Regions from separate parts of the Homo sapiens genome. Here region 1 is linked to region 2. The links are chromatin loops, found by intact Hi-C in ENCODE. Cell type or tissue: heart left ventricle. All regions are shown on one strand.

Region 1 (2,500 bases), 320 kb after region 2:
TGAGGGAGGAGAATTGCTTGAACCTGGAAGGCGGAGGTTGCAGTGAGCTGAGATCGCGCCACTGCACTCCAGCCTGGGCAACAAGAGTGAAACCTCCGTTAAAAACAAACAAACAAAAAGGCCAGTCTTGCTTTCTGGGTGGACTAATGGCATTTAGCCAAAATGAAAAAAAAAATCATTAAGTTGAAAAACCCTGCGGGACAGGTTATGCCAAGAGGGTGAATTGGACAGCTTTACAGATGCCTCATGTTAGGAAATTTTCCTGGATTTGAGTCTTCAATGTGGGAGCAGAGTTACCTGAATATATGGAGTTGATGGAGACATTCCTTGATGAGAAGCAGAAATTCCCCAGGGACCTTGTAAATCTGAAGCAGATAAAGGGAAATGAAGAAACCAAGTTTTACAACTTTGATGAGTGGCAAAATTTGTCAATAAGAGCTAGATATTAAGTAATTAGCTTTTAGGAAGCAAAGTGTATTGGACTTGGCTATGATATGAAGGAATTCATTTAATAAATCAAAACGAAAACAAAAACAACAAAAACAAAGAAGCGAAGCATGAATCTCCTAATCAGCAGAAAAGGGAGGACAGCCGGAGACAATCGTATTCCTGATCGATACTGATGTAAACTTGTGCTGGAACAGTAAGTTCTTTGTTTTGTCTTGTTTTTATTTATTATTATTTTTTAAATCAAGGGAGATAACGCTTGTAGAGCCCCACACACTCAGAGCCCTGAGATAAAGGGTACACGCAATGGAGGCAGGGCATCCGGGATGTGAAGGGGGAGTTGTTTCGCGTTTGACTTACTTTGCTGTCCGAGAACGACAAATACATTGAAGTGCCACAACTTGGATAGGAATAAGACGGAAGGACAGAGAAGGATGACAAACTAAATCACACAAAGGCTCATGCGCCACAAGAACTATGAAACCTAGGTGTTCTGAATCTCTGGGTTTAGATTTCCGATTAAAAAAAATCAAACATTCTAGCTGTTACTTGTTATTAGACACTCGGTAGGGCACAGGAGAATCAAGTAAGGGCAGCCATTTGCTGAGTCTCATCTTATACCACAGCGCCACCTATTGGACGCTGATAAAAATACATCCGGAAGTACCTAAAACCTATTGAAGTCCTGTCTACACAATTTTGTAAGTAACTATAAATTCTAGAATCATAGGATTTCAGAGTGATGGGGCTTTAAAAGTCATTGGAGTCAAGTTTGTGTCCAACATTTGAATCACTTTTATAACATATTTGATTAGTGTTTAATTCTGCTCCAACATCTTCAGTGAATGAAAACACACCCTCACTAAGCAGCTCATTCTATTAATATGAATACTTTCACACACTATTACTTTTCACTCAGTGCTTCACCACTCCTTTCTGCAGCACCCGGACAGAACCTAGTGCTAGGTCTTTCCAGGGTTCTTGGGAGTGAATTGGTTTCACTTTCATTGGAATTCTTCTTTGCAGACCCATTGACGGTAGGCTCTGCTAAATCAGTTACTATGCACTTTCTGTGTTTCAAATTATTGCTCATATCTCCTGTCTTCTATTTCTCCTCTCTCATTCTTTTTTTTTTGAGTTTTACTTTTTGTCAAAAATTAATCTATTATCATTTTGATAGGTTTGGGAGGACAGAAGAAATAAAACAAGAAAGAAATAAACCCCACCATGTTTAATTAGGGGCCTAGTCATGTTTTTCTGATTCTGTTCTTTTTTTTTTGAGACGGAGTTTCCACTCTTGTTGCCCAGGCTGGAGTGCAATGGTGCAATCTCGGCTCACCACAACCTCCGCCTCCCGGGTTCAAGCGATTCTCCTGCCTCAGCCTCCCGAGTAGCCGGGATTAAAGGCATGCGCCACCATGCCCGGCTAATTTTTTTTTTTGTATTTTTAGTAGAGACGGGGTTTCTCCATGTTGGTCAGGCGGTCTTGAACTCCCGTCCTCAGGTGATCCGCCCACCTCGGCCTCTCAAAGTGCTGGGATTACAGGTGTGAGCCACCGCGCCTGGACCTGATTCTGTTCTTATGCACGAAAAAAATGTAAGCGTAGGGCTTTACATTTATTTCAGTTAAAATTTTTATTAAGTTTGGCTTATCGTTAGAGCCTTTGGATCTTCACTCTGCCATATTAAATATATTGGCTACCTTTCCCAGCAGTCAGAGAAGTGCATTAGCAAGCCAACTGTACACTCAACTATTTACTCAATGAACAGGACAAGTCTGCAAACAGAATTCCTTTACACTAGAAACTCTGGGCTGACATTGATTCATAATTAGCACCTATCTTTGTGATCATCTGGGCCACATTCTTCTGTCTTGTTCACAAGGTAAAAGTCTCTGTCAAATGCTGAGTTCAAATGGTGAAGCTGCGTATTGACAGCTTCTTCTGATTTGTCAGTCTGGCAGAGTTTGGATAAAAACAGAAGTCCTGTTAATTCATTAGTCATGACTTTCCCTATCTGAATCTTATGCACAATTAAATACTCCCCTTTCTTC
Region 2 (2,500 bases):
TTTGCATGCAACTGCATATATTCTAAGATGATCATTGTTTTTATTTATTTTACCCTGTTTTCCCCTAATCTTTCATCGCTCCCTTATTTGTGTCTTCATCTTTTTATAGTCGACAATGATTTGTACATGGTAGGAACTCAATAAATTAAAGCGACCTTAAGTTGCCTCATTAAAATTAAGAAAACATATGGTTTAAATTTTAAAAATTTTTTTACAGTTTAACATAGATTTAAAATTTTTTTAAGTTCCTGACAGTTGCTACTAAAGTAACTATTTCAGATTGATCTAATGTACATATTTTTTTCAAATGATCTAAAGTCTGATCATCGGATATCATGGAGTCTGGCAAGACGGCTTCTCCCAAGAGCATGCCGAAAGATGCACAGATGATGGCACAAATCCTGAAGGATATGGGGATTACAGAATATGAGCCAAGAGTTATAAATCAGATGTTGGAGTTTGCCTTCCGATATGTGACCACAATTCTAGATGATGCAAAAATTTATTCAAGCCATGCTAAGAAAGCTACTGTTGATGCAGATGATGTGCGATTGGCAATCCAGTGCCGCGCTGATCAGTCTTTTACCTCTCCTCCCCCAAGAGATTTTTTATTAGATATTGCAAGGCAAAGAAATCAAACCCCTTTGCCATTGATCAAGCCATATTCAGGTCCTAGGTTGCCACCTGATAGATACTGCTTAACAGCTCCAAACTATAGGCTGAAATCTTTACAGAAAAAGGCATCAACTTCTGCGGGAAGAATAACAGTCCCGCGGTTAAGTGTTGGTTCAGTTACTAGCAGACCAAGTACTCCCACACTAGGCACACCAACCCCACAGACCATGTCTGTTTCAACTAAAGTAGGGACTCCCATGTCCCTCACAGGTCAAAGGTTTACAGTACAGATGCCTACTTCTCAGTCTCCAGCTGTAAAAGCTTCAATTCCTGCAACCTCAGCAGTTCAGAATGTTCTGATTAATCCATCATTAATCGGGTCCAAAAACATTCTTATTACCACTAATATGATGTCATCACAAAATACTGCCAATGAATCATCAAATGCATTGAAAAGAAAACGTGAAGATGATGATGATGACGATGATGATGATGATGACTATGATAATCTGTAATCTAGCCTTGCTGAATGTAACATGTATACTTGGTCTTGAATTCATTGTACTGATATTAAACATGCATGCTGGATGTTTTCAAGTTGTGTTTTAGAAAACTAATAATAATGAGTAAACACAGTTACCATACTTTTCAATTGAAATGAAGGTTTTTCATCAGCCTTAAAAGTGTAAGAAAAATAAAGTTGTCATTCATTCGATTGTTGGTGCTTTGGCAGTTATGTTTTTAAAAGCAATTTTCTCCTTGTTGTCACCAAGAGGAGTAACAGTTGGCAGTTGCAGCAATTTGCAGTACTGCAGTCTATTTTTGACCACTAGAGTGTCACCTTAAACGTCTTCAGATACATAGATCATAGTATGATCTCTGGTGTGTACGTCACTCTTGTGATCTGTTCTCTCAGATTGCTGAAGTATAACCATGACTCCCCTTTGGAGAGACCAGTTGGTCAGGATTTTTATTCATAGTGAATTCTTAACCTGCTTTGATTATCTTCCTCAATTGCCCAACTTCCTAGGTCCCATTTTTCTGTCCTTTTGGTTATATTAAGGACCCTTAGTGTCTCCCAGTATGTCTCCACTTTTTAAAAAAAAATTTATAAGTGTCTCTTTTTGCAGGTTAATTTTGAGCATCTTTGTTTTTCATATTCCTGATACTATAAGCCAGTATCATGTTCATTTTTGATCCAGGGCTGATAATTAGGTTATAGTGTTTATATATATATATATTTTTTTTAATTTAAAATATTTTTTTGTCCAAAAGAACGTCAATTTATCAAGGTTATAGTTTCTAAAACCTAGATTTTTATTTGCTATCATACAACTACTCATTTTCCATTTCATTTTATTTTATTTCCTGAGACAGAATTTCATTTTGTTGCCCAGGCTGCAGTGCAGTGGCACAATCTCAGCTCACTGCAACCTCTATGTCCCAGGTTCCAGCTATCTTTGCACCTCAGCCTCCCAAGTAGCTGGAATTACAGGTGTGCACCACCACACCTGGCTAATTTTTATATTTTTAGTAGAGATGGGCTTTTGCCATGTTGTCCAGGCTGGTCTTGAACTCCTGGCCTCAAGTGATCTGCCCACCTCGGCCTCCCAGAGTGCTGGGATTACAGGTGTGAGCTACCTCACCTGGCCTTTCCTTTTTTTTTTTTCTTTTGAGACGGAGTCTCCCTCTGTCGCCCAGACTGGAGTGCAGTGGTGTAATCTCGGCTCACTGCAAGCTCTGCCTCCCAGGTTCACGCCATTGTCCTGCCTCAGCCTCCCAAGTAGCTGGGACTACAGGCACCTGCCACCACGCCCAGCTAATTTTCTGTATTTTTAGTAGAGACGGGGTTTCACCGTGTTAACCAGGTTGGTCTCGATCTCCT

The links. Peaks named below come from ENCODE experiments on the same cell type or tissue, not always from the same donor. Only the 100,000 strongest peaks of a DNase experiment are listed, where the experiment ranks them.
Region 1: it touches region 2 in a loop (3-fold over the local background); 18 of 110 quality-filtered maps call a loop at or near these places.

What each region holds. Positions count from the first base shown.
Region 1 is chr5:69,041,586-69,044,085 of GRCh38, reverse strand. No RefSeq gene overlaps it. Among named protein-coding and RNA genes, the nearest start is that of LINC02198, 13 kb to the right of the region's middle. In heart left ventricle, a CTCF peak has its summit at 1,088 (motif pointing left); no DNase peak of the experiment used is centred here; H3K4me3 peaks cover 803 bases; H3K27ac peaks cover 561 bases.
Region 2 is chr5:69,363,573-69,366,072 of GRCh38, reverse strand. The region is part of intron 2 of AK6 (adenylate kinase 6); the gene reads left to right. It overlaps TAF9 (TATA-box binding protein associated factor 9), which reads left to right. Exons shown (of 3, transcript NM_003187.5): 3 at 319-1,330. The coding sequence starts at 336. The coding sequence ends at 1,130. Among named protein-coding and RNA genes, the nearest start is that of AK6, 4.7 kb to the left of the region's middle. In heart left ventricle, a CTCF peak has its summit at 1,436; no DNase peak of the experiment used is centred here.